Regions from separate parts of the Homo sapiens genome. Here region 1 is linked to region 2. A link is an interaction called in ENCODE POLR2A ChIA-PET data of the cell type or tissue named here. Cell type or tissue: OCI-LY7. All regions are shown on one strand.

Evidence for each region. ChIA-PET counts read pairs that join two places held together with the same protein. Peaks named below come from ENCODE experiments on the same cell type or tissue, not always from the same donor. Only the 100,000 strongest peaks of a DNase experiment are listed, where the experiment ranks them.
Region 1: POLR2A ChIA-PET joins it to region 2 with 11 read pairs; 2 of 35 experiments call an interaction of 5 or more read pairs at or near these places.

Annotation. Positions count from the first base shown.
Region 1 is chr22:17,035,232-17,043,231 of GRCh38, reverse strand. It overlaps CECR7 (cat eye syndrome chromosome region, candidate 7), which reads right to left and starts at 6,662. Exons shown (of 4, transcript NR_152826.1): 1 at 5,888-6,662. RefSeq lists enhancers at 5,131-5,290, 5,301-5,350 and a silencer at 7,014-7,123. In OCI-LY7, no CTCF peak of the experiment used is centred here; no DNase peak of the experiment used is centred here; H3K4me3 peaks cover 3,362 bases; H3K27ac peaks cover 1,371 bases.
Region 2 is chr22:17,330,184-17,338,183 of GRCh38, reverse strand. No RefSeq gene overlaps it. Among named protein-coding and RNA genes, the nearest start is that of CECR2, 35 kb to the left of the region's middle. RefSeq lists enhancers at 5,443-5,943, 5,944-6,444 and a silencer at 7,484-7,661. In OCI-LY7, no CTCF peak of the experiment used is centred here; no DNase peak of the experiment used is centred here.

The sequences.
Region 1 (8,000 bases), 290 kb after region 2:
AGTAGAGTTTTTTTTTGTTTGTTTGTTGTTTTTTGAGACAGAGTCTCACTCTGTCACCCAGGCTGGAGTGCAGTGGTGAGATCTTGGTTCACTGAAACCTGGGTTCAATCCTGGGTTCAATCCTGGTTTCAAGTGATTCTCCTGCCCCAGCCTCCTGAGTAGCGGGGATTACAGGCGCATGCCACCACGCCTGGCTAATTTTTGTATTTTTAATAGCAATGGGGTTTCACCATGTTGGCCAGGCTGGTCTTGAGCCCTTGACCTCAGGTGATTCGCCCACCTTGGCCTCCCAAAGTGCTGGGATTATAGGTATAAGCCACCATAAGTTTTTGTATGCAATTGAAGTTAAGTAGGTATTAATTCAAATTAGATTGTTACAACCTTAGGATGTTGTATGTAATATTCATAGTAACTATGAAGAAAATATTTATAGAATATAAACAAAAGGAAATGAGAGGGGAACAAAATATGTCACTACAAAAAACAAACAAACAAAAAAACAGAATACTAAACATAGGCCAGTTGCAGTGGCTCACGCCTGTAATCCTAGCACTTTGGGAGGCCGAGGCGGGCAGATCACCAGAGGTTGAGAGTTCGAGATCAGCCTGGCTAACAGGTGAAACCCTGTTTCTACTAAATACATAAAATTAGCTGGGTATGGTACTGTGCGTCTGTAATCCCAGCTACTTGGGAGGCTGAGGCAGGAGAATCACTTGAACGCAGGAGGCGGAGATTGCAGTGAGCTGGGATCGTGCCACTGCACTCTAGCCTGGGTGACAGAGTGAGACTTGGTCTTGGGGAAAAAAAAGAAACTAAACATAAAAGAAGGCAGTTATAAAGGAAATGAGGGCCAGAAAATATTAAGCCATACGAAAGACAAATAACAAAATGGCAGAGGTCCTTTCTTATCAATAGTTAAGTGGAGTAAACTCTCCAGTCCAAAGGCAGGAATTGGCTAAATGAATAATAAAACATGATCCAAATATGCACTGTCTACAAGAGCCTCATTTTAGATTTAAAGACATGAATAGGTTGAAAGTTAGAGGTTGCAAAATATATTCCCCACAAATAGTAACCAAAAGAGAGCTTGGGTTGTTATACTAATATCAGACAAAATAAACTTTACGTCAAAAACAATTGCAAAAGATAAAGAAGGATATTATATATTAATAGAAGGGTCAGTTCATCAAGGAAATATAATAATCATAAACATATATGCAATAAACTTCAGAGCTCCAAAATACATGAAGCAAACATTGACAGAATTTCAGGAAGAAATATACAGTTCTACAAAATAGTTGGAGACTTTAATACGGCACTTTTTTTTTTTTTTTTTGAGACAAAGTCTTGCTCTGTCATCCAGGCTGGAGTGCGATGGTGTCATCTTGGCTCACTGCAACCTCTGCCTCCCAGGTTCAAGTGATTCTCCTGCCTCAGCCTCCTAAGTAGCTGGGATTACAGGTGCCTGCCACCATGTCTGGCTATTTTTTTTGTATTTTTAGTAGAGATAGAGTTTTGCCTTGTTGGCCAGGCTGGTCTTGAACTCCTGATATCAGGTGATCCACCCACCTTGGCCTCCCAAAGCGCTAGGATTACAGGTGTGAGCCACTGAGCCCGGCTCTAATATGCCACTTTTAACAGTGAGTAGAAAAACTAGACTGAAGATCCCCAAGAAAATAAAGAACTTGAACAACATCATAAACCAATTGGACTTAGCAGACATATATAGAACACTCCATCCAATGGCAGAAGAACACACATTTTTCTCAAGTGCACATGGAACATTCTCAAGGATGGACCATATATTAGGCCAGAGGAGAAGAATTAATCAACTTTAAAAGACAGAAATTATATAAGGCATATATCCAGTCATATGAAATGAATTAACAGAAGAAAACTTTTTAAAAAATCACAAATTTTTCCAATGTTTGAAAAATTAGACCAGGTATGGTGGCTCACACCTGTAATCCCAGCACTTTGGGAGGCCGAGGCAGGCAGATCACTTGAGGTTGGGAGTTCGGGACCAGCCTGGCCAACATGGTGAAACCCCGTCTCTATTAAAAATACAAAAATTAGCTGGGCATGGTGGCAGGCACCTGTAATCCCAGCTACTTGGGAGGCTGAGGCAGGAGAATTGCTTGAACCTGGGAGTCAGAGGGAGGTTGCAGTGAGCAGAAATCGCACCACTGCCCTCCAGCCTGGGTGACAGAGTGATACCCTGTCTCAAAAAGAAAAAAAAAAAAAAGAAAAATTAAACGACATACTCGTAACTAACCAATGGATCAAAAAAGAAATCACAAGGGAAGTTAGAAATTATCTTGAGATAAAAGAAATAAAAAACATAACACACCAAAACTTACAGATTGCAGCAAACACAGTGCTAAGAAAGTAATTTACACACATACTGTCTTAGCCCATTCAGGCTGCTGTAACTAAATGCCATAAACTGGGTGGGTTATAAACAACAGACATTATTAGAGTTCTGGAGGCTGGGAATTTAACATCAAGTCACCAACAAATTTGGTGTCTGGCAAGGGTTCATAGATAGTTGTCTTGTTGGGGCCTCGGCCGGGCACGGTGACTCACACCTGTAATCCCAGCACTTTGGGAGGCCGAGGTGAGTGGATCACCTGAGATCAGGAGTTTGAGACTGACCTGACCAATATGGTGAAACCCCATGTCTACTAAAAATACAAAAATTAGCCGGCTGTGGTGGCGGGCACCTGTAGTCCCAGCTACTCCGTAGGCTGAGACAGAAGAATTGCTTGAACCCAGGAGGCGGAGGTTGCAGTGAGCTGAAATTGTGCTCAATTTTTGAGACTCCGTCTCAAAAAAATAAAAAAGAAAAACACTTTGGGAGGCTGAGGTGGGCGGATCACAAGGTAAGGAGATCGAGACCATCCTGGCTAACACAGTGAAACCCCGTCTCTACTAAAAATACAAAAAATTAGCCAGGTGTGGTGGCAGGTGCCTGTAGTCCCAGCTGCTTGGGAGGCTGAGGCAGGAGAGTGGCATGAACCCGGGAGGCGGAGCTTGCAGTGAGCCGAGATAGAGCCACTGCACTCCAGCCTGGGTGACAGAGTGAGACTCCATCTCAAATAAATAAATAAATAAATAAATAAATAAAATAAAAAGATACCTGTCTTGTGGCCTCATATGGAGAATGGAACAAAGAAACTATTGGAGTCTCTATTTAAAGGGCACTAACATCACTAATCACCAAGGAAATGCAAATTAAAGCCACAATGAGCTATGACCTTACTCCTGCAAGAATTGCTACAATTAAACAGTAAAAAGACAATAGATGTTGGCTTGAATGTAGTGAAGAGGGATCACTTTTACGCTGCTGGGGGGAATGTAAATTAGTACAACCAGTATGGAAAACAGTATGGAGAGTCCTTAAAGAACTAAAAGTAGAACTACCATTCTATCCAGCAATCCCATTACTGGGTATCTACCCAAAGGAAAAGAAGTAGTTATATGAAAAAGACACAAAGACACATGCACATGCATGTTTATAGCATAATTTGCAATTGCAAGGATATGGAAACAACTTAAGTGCCCATCAACCAATGAGTGGATACAGAAAATGTGGTATATATACACCATGGGATACTACTCAGCCATAAAAACTGATGAAATAACGTCTTTTGCAGCAACTTGGATGGAGCTAGAGGCCATTATTCTAAGTGAAGTAACTCCAGAATGGAAAACCAAATATCGTATGCTCTGTGACTTTACTTGATACCACTCAAAAATGGTGAAAATAGTACATTTTATATTTTACATAAATAAGGAGACAAAACAAGTCTCAATGGAGGCATGCCAACATTTCATGGATACATAGGTATGGGTATATGTTAGGACATCTTTGGAAAAAAAATATGTTATACTCAATCAGAAAAAAAAAAAATTAGCTGCTGCAGTGGCTCAGGCCTGTAATCCCAGCACTTTCAGAGACTGAGGCAGGGGGACTGCTTGAGCCCGGGAGTTTGAAACCAGCCTGGGCAACATAGTGAGACCTCATCTCTACAAAAAATAAAAAATTAGCTGGGTGTGGTGGTGCACGCCTGGGTCCCAGCTACTTGTGAGGCTGAGGTGGGAGGATCACTTGAGCCCAGGAGGTCCAGGCTTCAGTGAGCTTTAAACACACTACTGCACTCTAGCCTGGGTGACAGAGCAAGACCCTGTCTAAAAAGAATAATAATAATAATTGCTTTGGACTACTCCCATTTCAGCTCAACCAGAATCTCTCTTTTTTTTAAATCAAGCCAAGAACTTCCAGTTTTTATTTTTTAAACATTATTTAACAAGAAAAACATTCAACCAAATTAAAAAGAATTAGGTTGGATTAATTTACCATAAAATAATCAACCATAAAATATCAGCCCTTCCATTTAGGGCCAGGGAGGCCAATAGTTCCTGTTTAAACAGCAGAATTGCACTATTGATATTTTTACCTATATTTGATGGCACAAAAACATAAAAGTCTTACAATGTCCACTGACATCCTTCTCTCCCTCCAGAGTAGAGTTCATATAATTGCATCTTAGGTACTCAGGCTTTTAAAAATCATCTTACATTTTGAAATATAATACAACTGCTCTGGTAACAAAAATATTTTAAAACAATTCTTATAGAAAACTAATACCTTAGATAATTGTGAAGAAAAACCTCATTGACAATTAAATGCTTTGTTACTGATGCATATTTTCTAATATGGGTGACCACAATGACACGCATAAAACGCAAAAAAAAAAAAACAACATATGGGACTACATCAACGTGAAAAGTTTCTGCATAGCAAAGAAAACTACTTTCCAAATAAAAAAGCATCCTATAGATTACGCAAAAATTTCAGGCAATCATGTAATTCACGAGGAGTTGTCAACTAACGTGTACACAAAAAACACTACAAAGTAGAAAAAGAATCCAATCTAATATTTCGCAAAGAACCTGAACGGACAATTCTGCACAGATATAAAATCGAACAACAGATAAGAGATAAGGTCCTCAAAATTAACTATTCATTAGAATACTGTAATTCAAAACCACACGCAGATAATCTCACAGTTATTGAATATTCCTAGAAAAAATTTTTCAAAATAAGAGGGGCTGGGAGCCGTGGCTCACGCCTGTAATCCCAGCACTTTGGGAGGCCGAGGCGGGCGGATCACCTGAGGTCACGAGTTTCAGACCAGCCTGACAAATATCGTGAAACCCCGTCTCTACTAAAAATAAAAATACAAAAATTAGCCAGGCGTGGTGGCGGGCGCCTGTAGTCCCAGCTACACAGGAGGCTGAGACAGGAGAATTGCTTGAAACCGGGAGGTGGAGGTTGCAGTGAGCCGAGATGGCGCCACTGCCCTCCAGCCTTGGAGACAGAGCGAGACTCCGTCTCAAAAAAACAAAAACAAATTGGAATGGGGGTTTGGTTTTGGAGAAAGGGGAACTCATACACTGTAGGTGGAAATGAAAATTAGGGTACACACCATGGAAAACAGCTAAATAGCTGGAAACTCCTCAAAGAACTGAAACTACAGATGTCCCCTGCTCTAGCGAGGTCTCTTTCTAAAGGTCCCGAGGCATAAAAAATAACCCTAGGCCCCAGCTCAGAGGCCCGTGGGGCTCGGAGGGACCCAGTCCAGCGCTTCACCGCCGCCTCTGGGCCAGGGCGCTCCTATAGGCTGGACGCGGGTCGGACAGGGGCATAGCCTTCCCGGCGGGGGTGTGGACGCTGCCGAGGCCAGGATCCCACAACCGCCCCGACGCTGACGACTCGGGCCCAGATGCCCACTTAGAAGTCAGGGCCCGAAAGCAGGGAGCGGCCGAGAAGGAGTAGGGAGACCCAGAGGGTTCCAGGTGGGGTTCATCCCCCTCCACTTACCGCCGAGGCCTGCCACCTCCTCCACCAACAAACGGAAGCCACCACATCTTCTCCGAGACTCGCTCTGACCACGCCGCCGATGCTGCCCGGGCCTCGCACGAAGCGCAGTCTCGGCTTCCGTCGGGGCCTGCATGCTGGCAGCGTCCCTGGCGCCAGGCTGAAGCACCACCCCCTCTTAAAGGGGCCGCGGCTGGGACTGGGCAGAAGCAGCTTCGGGTTGCACAGGCTGAGCGTCTGCCCAGCCCCAGGGGTGGACGAAAGGCCCCCAGTCTCTCATCCTCCCGGGCTCTAGGGCCCTAGAGGTCGCAGAAGCGCCTCCTGTGACCCCAGCCCCTAAATCGGCTCCCTTTGCCTGAGGAGCGCCCGGGACCTGCCCCTGCCCTCCTCGGGACCTCAGCTTCACCATCCGCAAAGAAAGCGGCCTGGCTGGAGCTCTGGGGTCCCTCAAGCTCGGCGCCTCAGGATCCAGGGTGGGCTCCCCTGCCCCTCTGCAGAGGGGGCCCAATAACCACGGAAAGCTGGGGGCTGGAGGGACAGTCCCGAGGGCAGCAGGGCGTCCTTGGCCTCACCGTCTACATTCGTCCTGTGGGAGCCCGGGGGCGTCGCTAGGGCCCAGACTCCTGCGGCCTCACCAGGGCTGCCTGGGTCACCGGGCTCCCCAGGAGGCAGGCAGGGGCCCTAGGGTCCAGCGCTGCCCCCACCTCAACTCCATTCTGCGTCAGCATCCGCGAGGGGGTCCTGCGGACTGGACCCAGACCCACTCCTTCCCGGGGAGCGGGACCGGTATCGGTCTCTGTGACACCCACGGGAGGGGCCGTGCTGACCTCTCCCGGGGATCTGGGGGCGGGGTGGGGGAATCTCGGCCACCTCTTGAAGCTCGCTGAGCCCCCCACCCCAGAGAGCGCGCAGGAGCAAAGGAAAGGACGGAGAGCCCACACATTTTCAATCTTTCATTTCCGTTTTTTCTTTTTTCCCCCCTCCAAAATGAAAGACATGTGTAGCTTTGTCCCCTGTACACGATCCATTCCCCAGGGCCGCTGTGCGGATCCAGCCCGCTGGTTGCCTCTAGGGTCCGCATGCGGCCCGGGGCCTGCCCAGGTGAGGTCTGCGGCCGCCACAGCGCTGAGGTCCCGCCTGGCCGGGGAGCACGAGCCGCTGGGGATGCTGGCTGCGAGGCTCCCGGGAGGTGGAGCGGGAGGTTGCCCCAGGCCCTGGCTGCAGAGCTCTTGATGTCACGCCTGGCACCCTCCGTCCACCGCCTCGGGGCAGCGCTTCAGAGCCCCGGCAGAGGCAAGAAGTCGATCACTTCGTTCTTCATTCGTTGGAAAAATTTAAAAGCACATTATAATCCCTGGAACAACCACGTCAGAGATAGAGCAAAAAATTAAAATAGGATTGTAAATGACACACTGAAATAAGTTTATTTTAAAAATGGTAGTCAATGGAAAAACAGGATCAGAAGACAGGAGAGACAGGGAAAACAAATAAGTTATCTGACTGAAACAGAATTAGAAACTAACAACAGTAAGAAATATTGGACATCTGAAAATATGTGAAAATTTAACAACCCACCTCTAAATCATTGGATCAAAAAAAAATCACAAGATAAATTGGAAAATATTTTGAGCTGCACTCCAGTTTGGGTAACAGACTGAGACCCTGTTTCTAAGAAAACAAAACAAACTTCAAAAAGCTATAAAATTAAATGCCAACTTTCCCCTTTACCCAAACTCTCTGTGGCTCTCCTTTGCCCTCAGAGTCAAGCCCATGCTTCTCACTGTGGGCTCCAGGAGCTAGGTGGCCTGACCAGTGCACACCCTATCACCATCTCCTCCTCTGCCCACTTGATCACGCTGTCCAGTCACACACACTCTTTATTTTTCCAAATGCCAAGCTCCTGATCACCGCTGGGCCTTTGCCACCGCAGTTCTGCCTGCCAGGACCAGTCTTTCCCTAGACCTTCCCATTCCTGCCTCTTCCTGGCTTGGCTGCCTCTTTCCGGTGCTTCAGGTCTCAGATCAAATGTCACCTCTTCAGAGAGGATTTCCTTGAAATCTCTGCCTAACACAGCCTGTATCAAGGTCAACACTTTTCTCTTTTTAGACTTACGTTT
Region 2 (8,000 bases):
GCTATGATGCTATAAGCTGCAAAAAACAAACAAGAAAAAAGGCAATGTTTGTTACCTTCAGGAAACTTATACTCCAGGAAGGGAGACAGAAGTAAGCGAACAACTATGCTGTAATTTTATTAGTCACGGTCCAGCAAGATACAGAGGCACACTCCGATGGAATTCAGAGGAGAAGGAAACGAAGGACTTTTTACAGCGGGGGAGCAAGGTTAAAGGAACCGATGTGGGATGTTGAGGCACTCAGGAACCAGAAAAGACACGGAGCCACTGTCACCGCCAGGCCTGAAGGGGCACGGGTGCGGACAGTGTGAATGGCACCCTAGAGAGAGATAGGAGAAGGGACTGCCCTGCCAGTGCGAGAGTCATGGAGAAATGTAGTCAGTGCCAGAGCTAAATACCAGGAACACAGCAGAGCAGGAAACATCCCATCCCTCTCTCCTCCTGCCTTCTGAGCCCTCAGTGGTCCCTCCAAGTGGCCCAGCCACTTAGCACCCAGCCAACTGGCAAGGGAGCCCGAGTGATAGGTCCGCAGGGATCAGTCTGTTGCGATGGAGAAGAGGCAGAGAAAGGATGGCAAGGGCCAGAGAATAACCAGCTCAACAATGTACTATTCTATGACAAAGGCAGAGAGGACAGAAAGTCAGAAGACCCTGCCAGAGAGGGACCAGGCTGCTAGAGATGGGACCTAGGCACAGCTCTGGAAACCGCTTTTGTGAGCAGAGACAGACACAAGGGTGGAGGGATGGAGCACTTGCCAGGTTCAGGATTAACTTGGCTACAGGTAACAACAACAGCAGAAGTTACTTAAACAATATAAAATGTGTTGTCACCAAGGAAGACAGGTGTGGAGCTCTACAGTAGGGAGAGGCCAGGCTCCTTCTAAGAGCCCTACTGCTCTACTGTCCTCAACACACAGTTTCTACCTCCCGATGCCATCAGCCCTTGTGTCCCATTAGCAGGAAGGAGAAGGAGCAGTTTCATGCCCAGTTGAAAATCAGGGCTTCTATTCTGAGGGAAGAAGGAGAGGATGGATGTTGGAAGATAATTCACAATTTCTGCCAAAGGAAGGGGTAAAGGTGGAGTGATTCCAAACAGATGCCTTGCCTCAGATGGTTAACCATTTAAAGTAAACTAGAACCAGGCGCAGTGGCTCACACCTGTAATCTCAGCACTTTGGGAGGCCGAGGCAGGAGGATTGTTTGAGCCCAGGAGTTTGAAACCACTCTGGGCAACATAGCAGGACAGTGTTTCTGCAAAACTTCTCTTTTAAATAGCTGGGCATAGTGATGCACGCCTGTGGTCCTCAGTACTAGGGAGGCTAAGGTGGGAGAATTGCTTGAGCCCAGGGGATTGAGGCTGCAGTGAGCTATGATCACGCCACTGCACTCCAGCCTGAGCAACAGAGCGAGACCTTGTCTAAAAAAAAAAAAAAAGTAAATAAATAAACAAAGGCCAAGTGCCGTGTCTCATGCCTGTAACCCCAGCACTTTGGGAGATCGAGGAGGGTGGATTGCTTGAGGTCAGGAGTTCAAGACCAGCCCAACCAGCATGGTGAAACCCGGTCTCTACTAAAAATACAAAAATTAGCTGGGCGTGGCGGCACGTGCCTGTAATCCCAGCTACTCAGGAGGCTGAGGCAGGAGAATCACTTGAACCCAGGAGGCGGAGGTTGTAGTGAGCTGACATCGTGCCACTGCACTCCAGCCTGGGTGACAGAGAGAGACTCTGTCTCAAAAATTAAATAAATAAATAAATAAATAAATACTAGAAGATTACTTAATACAAATGGAAAATCATTTTTCCGTTGACAAGGCAATAGGTATTATGGGAAAGTTGAAGAATCAGGAATCAGAAATGCTGAGTTCTAGTTCCCCGTTTGTTATTTACTAAGCAAGGGACCTTAAGCAAATCAGTTCACTTTCTGCATCTCGATTTCCTCATCTGTAAAATGAGCAAGTCTGTCTCTTTAAAGGTTCCCCTTTCTGTGTTTGCCAAAAAAAAATGTTTTCTCTATGCTAATACCAAGATTCACAGACGCTGTAAAATAATAAGATTATAGTCAGTTCAAGGTGAAAAACCTTGAGTTGCCGTGTTAATATAATCAATTTAAATGATACAGGTTTAGTTTTTTTTTTTTTTTTTTTGGTTCTTTGCTGCTCTGAAAGGTCCTCAAAAAGTCTAGAAACATTCCAATTATAATATTTTGGGAATGTATACACACCCAAATGAAAAAAAAATTGTATGTATGTGTTCTCAAAATATTTCTAGTGGAAAAATTTGAAAATTATACTGAATTTTTCAGAATGAAGTAAAAATGTAGACACTACATTGATAGTTTAACAAGCAGTCCTTCTTTTTTTTTTTTTTTTTAAGAGAAGTCTCGCTCTTGTCCCCCAGGTTTGAGTGCAATTGCTCAATCTTGGTTCACTGAAACCTCTGCCTCCCGGGTTCAAACGATTCTCCTGCCTCTGCCTCCCAAGTAGCTAGGATTAAGTCGCCTGCCACGCCCAGCTAATTTTTGTATTTTTTAGTAGAGACGGGGTTTTACCATGTTGACCAGGCTGGTCTCAAACTCCTGACCTCAGGTTATCCACCTGCCTCACCGTCCCAAAGTGCTGGGATTACAGGCGTGAGCCACCGTGCCCAGCCAACAAGCAGTCCTTCTTAAAAATGAGTTGACCATCTGGCCAGGTGCAGTGGTGGACGCCTGTAGTTCCAGCTACTCAGGAAGCTGAGGTGGGAGGATCACTGGCTAAGCCCAGGAGATTGCAGTGAACCGAGATTGCACGACTGCACTCCAAGCTGGGCGACAGAATCAGACCCTGTCTCAAAAAAAAAAAAAAATTAGTTGACTAATAAGAGAATAGAAGTTAGTAAGAGTATCTGTTAGATATTATTTCCTATTCAAACTGGGTTCCTCCTGTTTATACCCAGAGCTGACCTGGAGCAAACTTTCTTTTTTGTTTGTTTGTTTGCTTTTGAGACAGAGCCTCGCTCTGTCACCCAGGCTGAAGTGCAGTGGCATGATCTCAGCTCACTGCAACCTCGATGCCGCACCCCCCACCACTCCCTGACCTGGGTTCAAGCGACTCTCCTGCCTCAGCCTTCCAAGTAGCTGGGATTACAGGCGTGTGCCACCACATCCAGCTAATATATATATATATATTAGTAGAGACAGGATTTCCACATGTTCCCCAGGCTGGTCTGGAACTTCTGAGCTCAAGCAATTCGCCCGCCTCGGCCTCCCAAAGTGCTGGGATTACAGGTGTGAGCCACAGCATCTGGCCTACCAGTATTAACTTAAGTAATCTAGAGATGTATCTGGTAAGACATTGTCCCCATATAGCCTAGAGAATCGGGGGGAGACATAAATAATTGAAATGAACGATTAAGCGTTCTCAATATTAAGGTAAGTGGAGGGCATGATGTGATCCCAGGAAATGAGCTTGATAAGTAACATAGACATTTCACTAAGGTAAGATTTTGCCACCAGCTCGGCCCAGTTGCACACTGTTTGGAAATACAGAGTCTTTCCATCCTAGAGTGGTATTGCGGTTGGTGATATGATATAGAAACAAATGCCTCCACACCTCCTGATCTGCTTTTGCAGACCTCCAGCCTCAGTCCCTGAAGTCGCCGACTCTCCTGCATTGCTGCGTCTAGAAAGGAATGCCTTCCAGGTGATCCAGGCTCTGATACGGTGGAATATAAACAGGTTAATCAATAATAGCCCAGAAATGGACAAACTCTCTGAGCTGCAGCGGACCTCCAGTCAGTCCCTCCTGTTGTTGATGACAAACGGGGGGTTTGCACTGGAGAGGCACAGGTGGCCCAGTCATTCGTGCAGGCTCTGAGCAGCCTGCCTGGGTTGTAGCTTGGCTCCAGCGCTCCTGCTAGCTGTGTAACTGAGGCCGATTACTTCATCCTGAACACTTCCAGTTCCTCATCTATAGAACAGGAATAGCAGCAGCAACTTGTCTCATGGGGTTGGTGAGGATTATTAATTATTACATACACAACACCTGGAGCAATGCTTAGCACACAGTGAGCTCTCAACAAAGGACAGGGATTATTGTTATTGCTGGTGCGCTTGGTGCTGAGAAGCTTGCTCATACCCTGGGCCCAGAGGAGGAAAATGGGTGGTCTTTACCTCAGTGACATGAGCCCTATTCTTATAAAATACAGGCGATAAGGCCTCTGCTTCAGCACAGGTGTAATTAAGGCAAAACAACATAAAACCAAAACAAACAAACTTCAATGTGCTAAGGCCCTGAAGAAAGGGAAGGAGAGAACTCATTTAACTCATTTTAAATTTTTAATTTTTGTGGGTATATAGCACGTGGTATATAATGAGAACTAATTTTTTTTTGTTGTTTTTTAGATGGAGTTTTGCTCTGTTGACGAGGCTGGAGTGCAAGGTGCGATCTCAGCTCACTGCAACCTCCACCTCCTGGGTTCAAGCGATTCTCCCGCCCCAGCCTCCCGAATAGCTGGGACTACAGGCGCGTGCCACCATGCCTGGCTAATTTTTGTATTTTTAGTAGAGACAGGGTTTCACCACCTTGGCCAGGCTGGTCTCGAACTCCTGACCTTGTCATCCACCCGTCTCGGGCTCCCAAAGTGCTGGGATTACAGGCGTGAGCCACCGCGCCGGGCCGGAGAACTAATTTCTATAGACTGTCTCCCATGGGCTGCATATGTGGGGAGGGGCTATGTAAAAAGGCTAGCTCCTTTTTACATAGGAAGAAATTGAGAACCAAAGAGGTTTTTCAAGCATACGTAGCCAGCAGCATTGGCAAGTCTATAGCGACAAAAGCCCCTAGGGTGGGGGCTGAGGGAACTAGTTGGGGAGGTTTGGGGAAAGCGGGAGTGACATTAACAGGTATGGGATTCTTTTCTAGGGAAGAGGAAAATGTTATAAAATGGATTGTGGTGATGGTCGCACAACTCTGAATATACTAAAAACCATGTAATTTTATACTTTATATGGGTGAATTATATGGTTTGTGAATAATAAAGTGGTTTATTGGGAGGCTGAGGCGGGCAGATCACTTGAGGTCAGGAGTTTGAGACCAGCCTGGCCAACATGGTGAAACCCTGTCTCTACTAAAAATACAAAAAACAGCTGGGCATGGTGGCGGGCGCCTGTAATCCCAGCTAATCAGGAGGCTGAAGCAGGAGAATCGCTTGAACTGGGGAGATGGAGTTTGCAGTGAGTTGAGATTGCGCCACTGCACTCTAGCCTGGGCGACAGAGCAAGATCCTGTCTCAAAAATAATAAAATAAAATAAAGTGGTTGAATAAGAAAAAGTCCCCAGCCAGGAGGCATCAAAGCCTGGATTCAGACTAGGGCCAGGCCTGGGCGCTTTTCATTCCTGTCCCTCTCACAGAGATTGGAGCATGGGAACCCTCTCCAGGAGACACTACGCAGAAAAATCGTCCTCCATCCTAGAGATGGGCGGTTAAAGAAGATGCTTAGGGGCCTCAGGAGATGAAGTCTGTGAGCCATCAGCCTTTTGTGGCTCATGGCTTTCTTAAGAATAGCCAGGAGAGTGGGCCTCACCCAGTCCCGCCTCTGTGGGGAACAGCCCTGCGTTGTAAAGGAGGGTTTCCTGGGAGGGGCCCAGCAAACTAGAAATGGAGTGGCTCGCGAGTGAGCTATTGTAAGCTCAGAAACCTGGACACCGCCTGTCGCCTCTGTGATTTTTATTTCTCTTGTTTATTTTCTTTTTGGCTTTCCTTAACTTTTAGGAAAGTTCCTTTGGTACATTCCCACTAGTCCCAACTGTGTTCAGGAGACAGGAAGACTTGGTGTTTTCCATGCTTGGGCCAGAGGGAGGTGAGGAGGAGACTTACTACTACTGCGGGCCAGGGCAGCCAGAAGCAGCAGACGGGCACCCAGCCCCTCAGGTGCGCCAGTTAGGAGGGCTTCCCAGTCAGCTGCAGACGCTCTGTGACCTCCCAACAGCGGCTGCCTCCCTCTGCAGGCCCCTGTGAAAAGGGAGGACGTCAGAAGACCACCCCTTTCATGATTCCGGAGGCAGGGCAGAATGGCAGTCATCTTTGTTGCATTGGCAAATTCATTCCTTTAGCCCAGTTTTATTCGATTTATTTGGCCAAGGAGAGAGAATTTGGAAGTTAGTATTATGTTTAAGCCAAAACTAACAATACTGGCACTTTATATACTATTCCTGACTTTTTGTTTGTTTGTTTATTTTGCTTTTGTTTTTTGAGACAGTCTCTGTTGCCCAGGTTGGAGTGCAGTGGCGCAATCTCTGTTCACTGGCACCGCCACGCCTGTCTAATTTTCGTATTTTTAGTAGAGACTGGGTTTCATCATGTTGGCCAGGCAGGTCTCCAACTCCTGACCTCAGGTGATCCGCCCCCCTTGGCCTCCCAAAGTGCTGGAATTACGGGCATGAGCCACCGCGCCTGGCCTATTTAGTAGTTTATTTAATTTATAATTTGCCTCTTTTTTGTTTTCATTATTTTCATTTTTTTTTTTTTTTTTTGAGACAGAATCTCACTCTGTTGCCCAGGCTGGAGTGTAGTGGCACAATCTCAGGCTGGAGTGCAGTGGCACAATCTCGACTCACTACAACTTCCACCTCCCCAGTTCAAGTGATTCTTTGCCTCAGCCTCCTGAGTAACTGGGATTACAGGTGTGCACCACCACACCCGGCTAATTTTTGTATTTTTAGTAGAGACAGGGTTTCACTCTGTTGGCCAGGCTGGTCTCGAACTCTTGACCTCAAGTGATCCACTCACCTTGGTCTCCCAAAGTGCTGGGCTTCTGGAGGCGGAGGTTGCACTGAGCGGAGATCGCACCACTGCACTCCAGCCTGGGCAACAGAGCGAGACTCTGTCTCAAAAATAAATAAAATAAATAATAAAGTAAAGAAAAACATTATTTAAAAAAAAAAGCGCTGAGCTTACAGGCGTCAGCCACCGTGCCTGGCCTATTATTATTATTTTTTTGAACAGAATCTTGCTCTGTTGCCCAGGCTGGAGTGCAGTGGTGGCACAACGCCAACCTCAACCTCATGGGCTCCAGTGATCCTCCAGCTTCAGGCTCCTGAGTAGCTGGGACTACAGGCATGTGCCAGCACACCCGGTTAATTTTTAAATTATTATTATTATTTTTTGTAGAGACAGAGTCTCACTATGTTGCTCAGGCTGGTCTTAAACTCCTGAGCTCAAGGGATCCTCCCCACTCAGCATCTCAAAGTGCTGGGATTACAGGCGTGAGCCACCACGCCTGGCTAATTTTAAAAAATATATATAAATACAGATGGTGGTTTTGCTATGTAAAACAGATGTTAACATGTAAAGAAGTGCTGCAATGAATTGTTTTGATGAGAAGAATCACCACTGAAAATGTATTGTACTTACACTTTTTTTTTTTTTTTTTTTGAGACAGAGTCTTGCTCTGTCGCCCAGGCTGGAGTGCAGTGGTGGGATCTCCGTTCACTGCAAGCTCCGCCTCCCGGGTTCACGCCATTCTCCTGCCTCAGCCTCCCGAGTAGCTGGGACTACAGGTGCCGCCACCATGCCCGGCTAATTTTTTTGTATTTTTAGTAGAGACGGGGTTTCACCGTGTTAGCCAGGATGGTCTCGATCTCCTGGCCTCGTGATCTGCCTGCCTCGGCCTCCCAATTTACACTTTTTATTTTCTTTTTCTTCTGCCCAGGCTGGTCTCAAACTCCTGGGCTCAAGCAATTCTCCAGCCTCAAACTGTGCTGGGATTACAGGTATGAGCCACCATGCCTGGTCTTTTTGTTTAAGGTACCTTACATACATACAAAAAAAGAAGTTTGAAAGAATTGTACGAGTTAAATCATTGTATGAATTTAAACATTTGAGAAAAGCAGATGCTAACATGTAAAGAAGTACTGCAATAAATTGTTTTGATGAGAATAATCAGCACTGAAAATGTATTGTATTTACACTTTTTATTTTCTTTTTATTTTTTTGAGACAGAATCTCACTCTGTCGCCCAG